Regions from separate parts of the Homo sapiens genome. Here regions 2 and 3 are each linked to region 1. A link is a contact called in ENCODE Hi-C or POLR2A ChIA-PET data. All regions are on one chromosome and are shown on one strand. The core of a region is the stretch at or near the end of the contact, and the rest is flanking DNA. Distances in the headings are between cores, read along the strand shown.

The links. A loop is a pair of places that touch in the nucleus more often than their neighbours do. ChIA-PET counts read pairs that join two places held with the same protein, here RNA polymerase II (POLR2A). Pooled maps may share reads with other maps.
Region 2: a loop to region 1 is called in a pooled map, with 2.9 times the contacts of the local background. The contact joins two enhancer-like sites. A Hi-C loop is called at or near these places in 1 of 37 single-sample maps with no recorded cell type and 2 of 50 pooled maps. POLR2A ChIA-PET finds 5 or more read pairs at or near these places in 1 of 52 experiments (PC-3).
Region 3: a loop to region 1 is called in a pooled map, with 5 times the contacts of the local background. The contact joins two enhancer-like sites. A Hi-C loop is called at or near these places in 1 of 37 single-sample maps with no recorded cell type and 7 of 50 pooled maps. POLR2A ChIA-PET finds 5 or more read pairs at or near these places in 2 of 52 experiments (CD4-positive, alpha-beta T cell and H1).

What each region holds. Positions count from the first base shown.
Region 1 is chr14:65,177,547-65,182,277 of GRCh38, reverse strand. No RefSeq gene overlaps it. Among named protein-coding and RNA genes, the nearest start is that of LINC02324, 42 kb to the left of the region's middle. RefSeq lists enhancers at 2,140-2,229, 2,300-2,499. Within about 2 kb of position 2,262, at least 12 of the 41 ENCODE cell types and tissues checked have a DNase peak (open chromatin) inside an H3K27ac peak, as active enhancers do.
Region 2 is chr14:65,500,615-65,505,345 of GRCh38, reverse strand. The region is part of intron 2 of FUT8 (fucosyltransferase 8); the gene reads right to left. Among named protein-coding and RNA genes, the nearest start is that of MIR625, 32 kb to the right of the region's middle. RefSeq lists enhancers at 3,596-3,765, 3,796-3,855. Within about 2 kb of position 2,346, at least 2 of the 41 ENCODE cell types and tissues checked have a DNase peak (open chromatin) inside an H3K27ac peak, as active enhancers do.
Region 3 is chr14:65,459,371-65,464,101 of GRCh38, reverse strand. The region is part of intron 2 of FUT8 (fucosyltransferase 8); the gene reads right to left. Among named protein-coding and RNA genes, the nearest start is that of MIR625, 9.4 kb to the left of the region's middle. RefSeq lists enhancers at 154-323, 2,048-2,097. Within about 2 kb of position 2,226, at least 4 of the 41 ENCODE cell types and tissues checked have a DNase peak (open chromatin) inside an H3K27ac peak, as active enhancers do.

The sequences.
Region 1 (4,731 bases), core at 1,013-3,512:
CAAAACTGTTACAATACACGAATACAGTAAAGTCACATGATACAAAATCGACACACAAAAGTCAATAGTGTTTCTGTTTATTATTCATTTTATTGTTAGACCTGCACTAACAATAAACTGAAAAAGAAGAGAACAATCCCATTTACCATGGCTACAGCCTGGTGATAAAGACAGCCGAGGGGAATTCTCTGGGGTCAGATCTGGATTCCAATCCCCCCTGAGCCACTTACTCATTGTGTCACTTAGGGCAAGTGGCTTCATTTTTCTGCATTTTAGTTATTTCATCTTACTTCGTTAAATGGTAGCGACAATAATAATGCCTTCCTTGTATGAATATTGGGAAAAGCGAAAGGAGATGGGTAATCCATTAAAGTGTTTACTTAACCCAATGCTGGGCACAGACAAACAGTAGATATTAGTTATTGTTGTGTTATTGTGCATTTAGTGCGCTATATTAGGTGATCTTGCGAAAAGAGCAGAAATAGTCTCTGTCACTGAGGCATATGTTCCCAAAATCCCACTCTGCCTTCTCTGTGCTGACTCAAATCTGATTTAGCTCCAGCAGCTTCTCTGTGTAGTGGAAAGAGCTTGGATTTGTGCCCCAGCTCCATTGATCCCCAGCTCTGCACACATCATCTAACTTCTCTGAGCTTCAGTTTCCTCTTCTGCAAGATGGAGATGATAATAGAGACTCTGCTGACTTTGTAAGGTTGTGGTGAGGCTCAAATGTGACTATGGGTGAATTTTCTCCAAAAGCTGTAAAGTCATTATAAAGCAAAAGTAAAACCCAACCTTACAGGCTTCACTCAAGTCCCACCTTCTCCTACCTTTCTGTGAGAGAAATCCAACTCAAACTGTCTTAAGAGGGGGGAAAATGGATTTTCTTAGCTCATGCAACTAAACGATCCAGGAGTAAATTCTGGAGTGGCTGGAGCCAGGTTCTCAAAAGATGACATTTAGGCCAGGCACGGTGGCTCACACCTGTAATCCCAGCACTCTGGGAGGCTGAGGCAGGCGGATCACGAGGTCAGGAGGTTGAGACCATCCTGGCTAACATGGTGAAACCCCGTCTCTACTAAAAATAATAAAATTAGCCAGGCATGGTGGCACGCGCCTGTAGTCCCAGCTACTCGGGAGGCTGAGGCAGGAGAATGGCGTGAACCCAGGAGGCAGAGCTTGCAGTGAGCCAAGATCACACCACTGCACTCCAGCCTGGGCGACAGAGGGAGACTCCGGCTCAAAAAAAAAAAAAAGACATTTAAAAATCTGATTCTCTCTTTCTCTCAGCTCTGCTTTCCTTTGTATTTCCTTTGTGTCCTTCTGAAGACACCAAATCCTTAGAAGGCATCTCTTTGTGCTTCCCTGCCCCCATCTTTGCCATGTCATAGGTTAAGCCTGCTCAGACTTTAACCTATGAAGCAGGCTTAACCTATGAAGTGGCAAAGATGGCCACAAGCAGCTCTGGGCTTGCAAACTACCAGTTTAGCAATCCAGATAGAAACAGTCCACCATTCTCTCGACAGCTCCAGCAAGAGTCCCAGAAATGAGTCTCCATGGCCTGACTTGGGTCATGTGCCTGTCTGTGGCCCTTTCTCCCAAGGCCAGGAGATTGGAATATGCCAGTTGGCCAAGCCTGAGTCACATGCCCACTGTCTGGAGCCAGGTGATGAATCATTCCAGCTCATTCCAGCTGTAACCACATGAACAGAACGAGGAGAGGTGGTTCCCCAAAAGGAAAGCAAAGTGATGTTTCCAACGGAAGGGAAAAGGAGATACTGGACAACAGATTTTCACTGTACACAGATTTGACTATTGTATTTTCTGGTAGGAGGTAGGGAGAAGAAGTGAGAGCCAGAATAAAAAGTCCCAGAGAGCAATGAGACATTCAGTTAATACTCTGTAGTTGACTCAACACTTTGCATCCCTGGAACATTCTGCCTAGTAATATGGCTTCAGGAGAAAGGGTCCTGGGCCATTTTAGGAAGGGAGCCCTGCACTTGCTGAGAAACACAACTGTGAATGATAAAGGGAACGAGAACCCTATTTCCTGACTCATTAAAGCAAGAGAGTGCTTAATAAATACTACTTGGTGATAAAGTTCTGACAAGGCCACTCATCTAATAACCACAGTTCTGACTCTGATTCCTATTCTGCTTAAGAATCTACACGAGCCCAGACTTCAGCTGTCATTAACAGAGGTCATGTCGTTGGCAGGCTGCCTGTCACAGATTCCGTGCACAGGAGGGCAAATAGCAAATGGGGAACTCCGGACACCACAGGTGTTTCTCTCTGAGTCACAGCGCTTCAGCCTCATTCCCCTTCCCTGGAGAAGACTTCCTCCATTCCATCACTACTTCTACCTCCTAAATAGCACTTTTCTCACCATTTCATATTACAAAAGCATGTTATGACATGCTTATTTCAGGAAACTCAAATAAGAGCATGCAGAGTCCCCATATTCTTCTCTACCTTATTACAAATCATATCCTCTTCTAGGCATATACGAATACTGTATATAAGACTTTTAAAAGTGGGATAACACTGTTCCATGACATATATTGGAAATATGTTGTGGGAAGTCAGGGACCCCAAACAGAGGGACCGGCTGACACCATGGCAGAAGAACATGGATTGTGAAGATTTCATGGACATTTATTAGTTCCCCAAGTTAATACTTTTATAATTTCTTATGCCTGTTTTTACTGCAGTCTCTAAACATAAATTGTGAAGATTTCATGGACACTTATCACTTCCCCAATCAATACCCTTGTGATTTCCTATGCCTGTCTTTACTTTAATCTCTGAATCCTGTCAGCTGAGGAAGATGTATATTGCCTCAGGACCATGTGATAATCGCATTAACTGCACAAATTGTAGAGCATGTGTGTTTAAACAATATGAAATCTGGGCACCTTGAAAAAAGAGCAGGATAACAGCAACTGTTCAGGGAATAAGAGAGATAAACTTAAACTCTGACCGCTGGTGAGCCGGGCGGAACAGAGCCATATTTCTCTTCTTTCAAAAGCAAATGGGAGAAATATCACTGAATTCTTTTTCTCAGCAAGGAACATCCCTGGGAAAGAGAATACGCACCTGGGGGTATAGGCCTATAGACAGCCCCCCTAGGTGTGCCCGTCTTCTATGGTCAAGGCTGTAGGGGTGAAATAGACCCCAGTCTCCCACAGCGCTCCCAGGCTTATTAGGAAGAAGAAATTCCCACCTAATAAATTTTAGTCAGACCGGTTGCTCTCAAAACCCTGTCCCCTGATAAGATGTTATCAATGACAGTGGTGCCCGAAGCTTCATTAGCAATTTTAATTTTGCCCCGTCCTGTGGTCCTGTGATCTTGCCCTGCCTCCATTTGCCTTGTGATATTCTATTACCTTGTGAAGTACTTGATGTCTGTGACCCACACCTATTCGCACACTCCCTCTCCTTTTGAAAATCCCTAATAAAAACTTGCTGGTTTTTGTGGCTTGTGGGGCATCACGGAAACTACCGACATGTGATGTCTCCCCCGGATGCCCAGCTTTAAAATTTCTCTCTTTTGTACTCTGTCCCTTTATTTCTCAAGCCGGCCGACGCTTAGGGAAAATAGAAAAGAACCTAAGTGACTATCGGGGCAGGTTCCCTGAGAAGAATATCTCTCAATGCCCATAGATACCCTTCTGTAGCATTAAATTTAAGAGATTCAAGTTGGTGATTTTTTTAGTGGATGTACTATAAATTATTTATCCTTTTTTCTACTATCGGGTAGCTACATTGTTTACACATGTTACTATTATGATATTCTGTGGACTGTTTTAAAAATAAAATAAATGAATGGGGTTACAGTAGGGAGGTATAATGGCCAGTGTGGGAAAGACACAGCTACCAGGTGAGGTGGCTCACGCCTGTAATCCTAGCACTTTGGGAGGCAGAGGTGGGTAGATCACTCGAGCCCAGGAGTTTGAGACCATCCTGGGCAACATGGCAAAACCTTGTCTCTACAAAAAATAGAAAAATTCACCAGGCATGGTGGCACACATCTGTGGTTCCAGCTACTAGGGAGGCTGACACAGAGGATGGCTCGAGCCCAGGAGGTTGAGGCTGCAGTGAGCCCAGATTACGCCACTGCATTCCAGCCTGTGGCACAGAGTGGGACCCTATCTCAAAACAAAACAAAAAATTAAATAAATAAAAAAGAAAAATGCAACATACTACAGAAAAGCGGTATGAGGGAAAATAGTTGCTTTCAGAAAAATATCTCCATTTAATATCATGTAGACCACACCTGGAATTTGGGGATTTTTCTGGGCTCTGCTCTCAGCTCAGTAAGGTTTTTGCTATTTGAATGACTATAAAGAAGCTTTATCCATCTGGATCCTGTTGTTGCTGTGTAATGGGGGTGGGTGTGTGGGTCACTAATTCCATCAACTTTGATTCGATATGTTTCTGTTATACTAGTTAACAAATTGCCCCAAAACGTACTGGCTTAAACCAATCATCATATTTGCTTATGTTTCTCTGAGTCAGCAATTTGGACAGAGCTTTGTTGGGTGGTTATTCTGTTCCTCATGCCACTGGCTGAGGTCATTTACTAGGCTTCATTTACCTAGTGGCTAGACAGAAAGGTCTAAGAAAATTTCACTTACGTGTCTGGCACCTCAGCACTTCTCCACTTGGTCCCTCTCTCCACGTGGTAAGGTTGAGCTTTCTCATGATATAGAAGTTTCAAGGTAACCAGATTTC
Region 2 (4,731 bases), core at 1,097-3,596, 320 kb before region 1:
GCGAGACTCTGTCTCAAAAAAAAAAAAAAAAAAAAAAAACTGAAATGTAGTACTTGACATAGTTTCTAGCTAAAGTAATAACCAACAAAACTGATTCAATTATGTCATTTTCTAAGAGATAAAGAAATAAAAACATCAGGAAAAAAATTAAGACTAATCAGGTCAAGTGGTTACGCATGTAAAACTCAACTATTCAGATAACAGTGGCTAGTTAAATGAGACAAGATAGCTTAGTACATGGGGCACAGAATACAGCCCTGCTCCCAAAAAAATGTCATATAACTTTAAGAAAGCCACTATATCATCTCTAAAGCTAAAATAATGTAGTCTCAGTAAGAATAGTGATACTGCATCAATAATTAATACAGTGTGTTGGGGTTTTTTTCCCTTTCTTTCTTTTTCTGAGACGGAGTTTCACTCTTGTTGCCCAGCCCGGCGTGCAATGGCACAATCTCAGCTCACTGCAACCTCTGCCTCCTGGGTTCAAGCCATTCTCCTGCACAGTGGCTCACACCTATAATCCCAGCACTGTGGGAGGCCAAGGCGGGCAGATCACCTGATGTCAGGAGTTTGAGACCAGCCTGGCCAACAAGGTGAAACCCCGTCTCTACTAAATATACAAAAAAAAATTAGCCGGGCATGGTGGCGGGCGCCTGTAACCCTAGCTATTCAGGAGGCTGAGGCAGGAGAACACAACGTTTTCTGAGTGAGGAGACACTATGGAAAGAGAACAGGTTCCTGGCTTCTAAAAAGAGAAAAAAAGTATTTATTAACCAAGTTATTTCAATATATTTAAAAAAGTCTTATCTTCCTTCCCCTAGAATATAAGAAGCTGACAAAACCACATGACAATTATGAAGACAGGTATTATTGCTTGAATCTGGGTCACTAAAATTATTAGCTGTTCAAGTGAGATAAAAGAAAGGGGAAACATCAATTATCTAGAAGTCTACATTTTCTTTGCTGTTAATGTGAAACATATCCCACACAAAACCATTCAAATAAGATATATATCCCTACATTTGAGTCTCCAGGAACAGGTCCTTTGAAGCAAAGATTGGACAAATAGTTAAAATTATTTAAACAATTCCTGATCACCAAATGTCAACAAATTTAGTTAAAAAAAATTTTTAATCCATACAGTTAACATCCTACTTTAATATTTTTTCCTAAAAAAGAACATGAAAGTTCAACTAATACAAAAAAGCCTCGCAGTTTTAAAGAAGGGGGTGTAGGTGGGAGAAGTAAGAAATTCAAACAGCTTCAAGGACAAAAAGCATGTCCCACACCAGAACATATTTACAACTCTTCAACTTGAATTCAACTAACATCCAACTGCGGCAATCAGCCAAGCTTGGCAAATTAAAATAACAGTAATTTTGACAGATTATCTTCTATAAATATTCAAATATGAACATTTGTGTTCACGCAAAGGTCTCCATATGCCAATCAAAATGCTTTGTTAAGGATCCTAACATTGAGCTTTTTTCTTCACCCATCTGTAGGAATCCCCTGAATCCTTAACTTCCATTTTAACTCTCTCACCCCAGCTAATTGTGAGACACATTATCTGTCTAGTTGTAGCCTGAATTAAAAACTTAAGGATAACATTCACATAGTATCAACAGACAAAAGGAACCTAGAACCTTTCAAAATCTAGGTCTGTAAAGACAAAAGGAAAGATCCAGGAAGGCAGGGAGGGAAGGGCAGAGAGAGGCTCTTGAAGGATGGCAACCAAATGAAAGATTACCTTTCTATTTGTGTTAGCAGATAGAAATTACTGAAAGTAAAATCTAGATGTAAAGAGAAATTAACAATTTCATAAATTTGGGCTCTATTCAAAGTTTCATTTGGCTCAAGGCAAGATGCTGTGTTTTAATGACAAGTTTAAGTATATGAAACTGTCAAAAGCAGAGAAATGCCATCAGTATGAAATTCACACTAAACACACTTTTTGAAATCTGCAGATGTCCTATCATCAGGAACAATCAATAAATAAGAGTAACAATGGCTTTAATGAAAGCAAGTTATCTGATGCATGAATTTGTTAATTGTTCTATTCTGTCCTCCATTACTCAGTTTCCCTTAAATATGTACACAATTACCAAGCAGTCTCACGCCTTCCAGGAAAATTACAAGTGATAGGCACATTTCTGCATTCAGGGCAGCATTATATTATGGAAGAAAATTTAACCTATTCAGAAGCATATATTTCTCTGATCCTACCTGGAAAGAAACAGCTATAAATAGCTCTACTAAAATTGCTCAAAATATTTCTAGACGGGCAGGCTTACAATAGAAACTCTTACTTTATGATCACTCACCACTCAACCATCCAAGTCCAACACTGGATCTAAGCCAAACCAGTAGTTCTCAAGGGAGGGAAGGGAGTTAAAAAAGTCTGGTCTAGGGACCAGTAGCTCCAGCCTCCCCTGGGAGCTTGTTAGAAATGCACAATCTCAGGCCTTACCCAGGGACATATTGAATCAGAATCAGTATTTTACCAAGATCCTCAACTGATTCATATACACATTAAAATTGAAGAAGCTCTGCAGGAGGGGGAATTTTTGAATGAGTAAAAAAGGCATAATCTTTTCAGAGGTTGGTTACCACTGCAGACCACTGTTTGGCTAATAAGCAACCAATTTTAAAACTTTGTTTATGGGTAACATCATTACTTTTACCATTATTTATTTTACATTTTAAATAAGGGCTTTTAAAAAACAGAAATACCTCAAGAGGCAAAGAAGGAGTATCTAATGATTAAATGTAAGTTACCAAAAAAAGCTGTAACAGAATTATCTCAGAATAAGTGGACCCGGGCCGGGCACGGTGGCTCACACCTGTAATCCCAGCACTATGGGAGCCTAAGGCGGACAGATCACTTGAGGTCTGGAGTTCGAGACCAGCCTGGGCAACATGGTGAAACCCTGTCTCTACTAAAAAGACAAAAATTAGCCAGGCATGGTGGTGGGTGCCTATAATCCCAGCTACTCGGGAGGCTGAGGCAGGAGAATCACTTGAACCTGGGGGGTGGAGATTGCAGTGAGCTGAGATCCCACCACTGCACCCCAGCCTGAGTGACAGAGTGAGATTCTGTCTCAAAAAAAAAAATAACAATAAATAAGTGGACCCAGCCAGGCATGGTGGCTCACACCTGTAATCCCAGACCACTTGGAGGCCAACATGGGTGAATCACTCGAGGCCAGGAGTTCGAGACCAGCCTGGCCAACATAGCAAAACCTCGTCTCTACAAAAAATACAAAAATTAGCTGGGTGTGGTGGCAGGTGCCTGTAGTCCCAGCTACTTGGGTGGCTGAGGTGAGAGGACTGCTTGAGTTTGGGAGCTCGGGACTACAGAGAGCCAAGATTACACCACTATATTCCAGCCTGGGCATCAGAGCAAGACACTGTCTCAAAAAAAAAAAAGAAAGAAAAGAAAAGACAAAGTAGACCCGTCTCATGCCCCCTCCCCCATCACATTAACTAAACAAATTAATTTTTTAAATAATAATAACAACTTTCCTTCCAAACCCTCAGCATTAAGAATATCTGGGTCTGGGGTCCAAGTAGCTAGGAAAAGAGACCAAGAGACCAAAGGCCTATGGCCTCCTTTGACCAGAAGAGAAGGCTATATATACTGGTTATTCAGCTATTTTCTCTCAGATCCAAATCTACCCTTTAATACTCATCTTTGTAATACTGAAAATAAAACTCTGAAAACTACTTTTCTCTTCTGCAGCTAGCTTCCTCACACTGCCAATAAGGACACTAGAGGGAGAATGCAGTACATGCTTTTTCCAGTCAGCATTGCCCAGCATAGATCCTCCACCCCAGCAGTAGCAGTGATAACCACCAGCTTTTTCTGGCACTCTCAGAAATTCCCCTCAGACATACCAACAGCTGTCAGGAAGTACCCCCTCCAGAGGTTTTGAACCCCAATTCTATGAGGTCCCAACTCCAAGTTCTTATTTCCCCCTCAACCATATGAATAGTGGCTAATTCCTGCAAATATTGTCTCTGTGTTACCCCAGTGTTCCCTGTTTGCTTTTTCAGCCCTCCAATACCTGTATAATCCCTTCCCTGTATTAAATTTTCTGGGCTGAAATTTTTTGTTTTTGTTTGTAATTCTGTAGAGACAGGTCTTACTATGTTACCCAGGCTGGTCTCAAACTCCTGGTCTCAAGAAATCCTCCTGCCTCGAGTATTTAGTGTGGACTGTTTTCCTGACCTGATCCTAACTGAGCCATCATGGCTAGATGGAATAAAATTTAACATGATCTTGATCGCTTTGGAAAACGGTCTTCCCAAACATGGTAAGTCCATAAGAAAATATTTACTGCCTCTCCTCCAAAATAGGTGCAAGATGGGAAATGGATACAAGAAGCACAGTTGAGGAAGAAAGAAGAAGCATAACCTAAGAAAGGAATATATTGAAACAAATATCATGGCATAAAACACATTTTAACCCTGAAAAACATAAAGAAAAGGCCAATAAAAAGTCTGAAGCAAATACAAGTTTTCAACGCTAATGAAAACCACAGATTTTTAGATCTATATTCTTCTGCCTCTGCCATTGTTCAGTTTTGTTACAGCAGTTTTGTATCTAGTTTGGGTTATTACACTTTAAGGAGACTATTGAGAAATTAGGGAAAGTCCAAAGAAGACTATACAAATGATGAAAAGGGATAGGAAATAGGATCCATAAAGAAAGGTTCAACAGTCAAACCT
Region 3 (4,731 bases), core at 977-3,476, 280 kb before region 1:
CAATTAAACAACTTTCACAGTAATACATTAATCCAGTATAGGTGCTTAAGAAAAAATATGTGTTCAACACGGTTTTCCTCCTTTGTTTCCTTTTTTCCCCAGTGGGGCTGCAGGGGTGGCTGGGGGAGCCAGGGAGAATCTCTCTAACTTCTCAAGCATCTTTGAGTCCAACAAAACACAACATGGAAAGTGAAGACTATACACCATAAAAGTGAATAATTCAAACACATCCATACCATCTTTTTCAATCTTTACCAATTCATAATTCTCTGAAACTAGAAAATATTTCTTACAAGTTGGAGGAACCTTATTTTCTTGGTAATATAAGTATACTGACTCCAAAACCTAAAATGAGAAGGAAAAGTACAAGGAACAGAGTTTAATCCAAGCTTGGATGATCAGCCACCATGGCCCCAGGAATGAAGAAAAAAAGAAAATCTTCCCAACAATCATCAAAACAGCCCACACCAAAAGTTCAAGTTACTTTCTGAGTAACTCCTTAACATTCTTTTCTTTAACACTAAGAAAATATATTAGCCAGGCACGGTGGCTGACTCCTGTAATCCCAGCACTTTGGGAGGCTGAGGTGGGGAACTGCTTGAGCACAGGAGTTCAAGATCAGCCTGGGCAACATGGCAAAACTCCATCTCTACAAAAAATGCAAAAAATTAGCCAGGCATGGTGGTGTGCACCTGCAATCGCAGCAACTCAGGAGGCTGATGTGGGAGAATCACCTGAGCCAAGGAGGTCAAGGCTGCAGTGAGCCGTGACTGCGCCAGTGCACTCCAGCCTGGGCAATAGAGTGAGGCCCTGTCTCAAAAAAATTAATAAAGAAAGATAAAAAATTCTCCTACTCTTTTAATTGACTAGAATAGAAATGTGAATAGAAATATGATAGAGGTATATCTTTTTATTATTGTAATTATGTCTATTTAATTTCTATATTCTGTCTGTTTTAACACATTTTATTTCAGGTATTGCTGGAGTGTTACTGCTAATTCTATATTCTAATGTATCTTCTAAAATTAATTAAATACATTACCATTGTTACAACATGTAGTGAGAGTCTCTGAATTGCCCAAATATCCACTATGAAAACACTTAGTACAATTTGTGTGTGATGGAAGGGCTACATACAGGAAGATCCTTAAGTTAAGTGGTGAGACAATCCTATCTCCCCCTGGTATATGGTTTTGAATTTCTTCCATATGGAATTAATAAAAATCCGTCCTTTCTCCTACTTCAGTAACTTTTGTCCAGATCTAAAAACATTGGTTCAACCTGTATTTATACTTATCATCAATATGTAGTCATTGTTCATTTGTAACTTCAAAGAACAAGCACATACATGACCACAGGGGGTTTTGGTAGTACCAAAGAATTTTTCAGTGCCCACAATATCTCTGTGCAGTAATTATTACATACTTTCAACATGATTCAAACAAAGAATTCAAATACGATACTACAGTGACCTATTTAAAACGCAAAGAAAATTCAATAGCACATGATTCACTTACACCTAGAATTCTAACACCATGCTCCACCTCACAGTACTATTACCATTCTCTAGTAAGAATTTTTCTAAAATCTCTTGACCACAAGAATGACATGACAGACAAACGTGGGCAATGAAGGGGGAAGGGGAACCACATTCTCATATTCACTTCAGGAAAGGTTATTTCATTTTATGAACTCAGCCTGAGAGTGCAGCATTTTTCTAACTTTAAGTGACCTGAAGAATGCTCTTCTTCCAAATACACTATTCAAGTTGAAAAACAAAATGGTAAGTCAGAGAGATCAGGGCAAACATCATGTTTACCTAATGTCTTCATTAATTAGCTTCACCCAAATAAACAAATTAATTTACGCAAGCTACATTCACAAGTTAGAGCCTATCTGATTAGCACTTAAAGCATTTTCTATTCCCTTTTTGTGACTCCAACAAGACTAATATTAATACAGTATGTAGCAGCCACTCAACATTATAAAACTTCAGAATGTGAGAACTAGAAATGTCTTAAAGATCATTTGGTTTACTCTTCTCTTCCTCAGGCCTCAAATTTTATCTATGAGGAAATTGAAACAAACCCAATAGTCCCACAGACTGTTCTTTTGGCACAAAAAGTATCAAAGAACTGAAACCAGATCACCCTACCAGATGCCAGACCCCTCATTCACCATTATTGCTTCCTCGCCCCTCCTCCCAAGTTCCTGTTTTCTTACACATTGTTAAAATCTATGTCTTCCCTGCTATATAAACCCTGGTTTTAGTCAGTCAGGGAGATGGAATTGAGACCAAGCTCCCATCTTCTCAGCTGCCGCCCCTGATTAAAGCCTTCTTCCTTGGCAATACTCATTGTCTCAGTGATTGGCTTTCTATGCAGCAAGCAGCAGGACCTAGACTGAACTCCTGGTGTATCAGTAACAAACTAATAGCTAAAGAAGACAGTAACTTTCTTAAGCTAGTTATTAACAGAGCAGAACTAAGGTACTCTGACTTCCAGACTGGTTTTCTTTCTACTATACCATGCTGTTGTCAAGAACTCTGAAGAACCTAAGATTTTACCCTACATGCAAGCTAACATCAGTCTGCCATAGTTTCATGGACACTGAGAGCAAACACTGTACCTACATACAGTTTGGGCACTGAAGACTGAAACTACATGTCCCCTATACTGAGTTAAATAAGTGTCCTCCCAAAATGTGTAACGGCTAGAAATAGGGTCTATGCAGATATAATCAAGTTGATATAATGTCATTCTGGATTAGGATGGACCCTAATACATGACTGGAATCCTTATAAGAAGGACATTTGAACACAAACACACACAGAGGGAAGATGTCATGTGAATACTGAGGTAGAGATTGGAGTTATGCTACCAAAAGTCAAGAAATACCAAGGATTTCTGGCATCCACCATAAGCTAAAAGAAGAAGGAAAGGATTCTTACCTAGAGCCTTCGGAGAGAGTGTGGCCCTGCCAACACCTTGATTTCAGACTGCTAACCTCCAAAACTGAAAGAATAAATTTCTGCTATATTAAGCCACCCAGTTTACAGTGCTTTGTTATAGCAGCCCTAGAAAACTAATACACACACACACAGCTTTCTAGGTACATTAACATGACTTTACCAGTCCACTGTCTTAATTAGCATAACTGCTATTCTAGGAGACAGCAGAAATATAATGTGATTGTTCATTACAGACCTTCTGGAAAGACCCATCAACTCTTCGGCAGTTTTCAAAATCTTACTGTTTCCACCAAACCTAAACTGTTTTATCATGATACCTACCCAATCCTAATCAAGCCTCATCGCCACCACTGAAAGATCCAACTTAAAACAAACTTCAAATTCTCAAATTTTGACCTCTCTAAGACCCTACCAAAGATTTTTTTAGGTGTTCTCCCTTACCACAATAAGCAATGAACTCAGCTTTGTTTTATCAATAGGATGTGTTAGTAGTGTAGCTGGTAAGCTAGCATCAGATAATCCTGGCAGAAGTTATGACACTCCTAGATCAGAAACAAAGAACAGTTTACTACTCACAACAATAGCATAGACAGAGTACCATATTTTTTACTGATTCCTCAAGCTCTAATTCCTAAAGGCCAATGAAAGGAAAACCAAGTGCACATACTGTGGGTTGCATTACAGGACAAGAAAACCTGAGCTTAATGAAACTCCAATCTTTAAAAGGAGCTACAAGCAAATATGCCCAACCTTTTTCCCTAGAGAGATTATCTTAATTATCCTGGACAGCAAAGAAATGTGCCATCTGTCCTAATGGAAGCACTATTTCTATCTTCCTAGGCTGTTTGCTAAACAGATTTCTTTGAAAAAGATAGCCCCCAACAAAAGCTATCAGTACTCTGCTCAGCGAATGTGCAGAAACAGAAGAGATCCATGGATTGAAGAGAAATGTCTCTCAATACCTATTTCCTTTGTCCTAAAAGACTAAAAAGATTCTTAGAGAATCAAGACAAAATTGGTACAATACAATGAGATGTTTCCAGAGAAAACATATAGAGCAAAAAGGTGTACTTTCTTCTCTCAAAAATCTGTATAAACTAAAACCACTTCAGCTGAGTCACAATCTTATAACAAGCCTATCTATCAAATATCCAAAAGTAAATACTTATATGTTTGGATCCTATTTTCATTGTAAAATGTTCCATTTCTAGAAAAGTATCTCAAGCAAGTTTTTATTTTTATTTTATTATTCTTTAACTTTAAAATAAAATGCTATTTTTTTTATTATTTTTTGACTGTTTCTCACAGTGAATCAAGTTTTATCAATAATTTCCAAGGCCTGGCAGTGTTCGTGAAATAAAAGAGACTAGCAGTTTTAAACTTTACCAATTATACCTGACTTTAATGTGGACCTTAACGCCTTTTTTTAAAATAAGAAAATAAAGACCCAAGAGCTGAGATGGTAAGCTTTTACTCATACAGCTATCTGGAGACATTGCAGTGTAGGGTTCATTTTACTCATCATTCTCTCTCTCTCTTTATCCTGGGATCATTGCTTAACCTAATGGGTGGGATTAAGTTAAATTACTCAATTTAATATTATTTACAAAAACTCAGTTTTTGTTTATTTCTTTTGCAGTTAATTTTAAGTTAAACAGGCTACCATTTAAACGGTACAAGACAGAATCTCAATTTTCAAATATGCAAAAAATATGCTGATATTGAATATATAGCTAGAAAAATCTAAATTTTTTTATTTT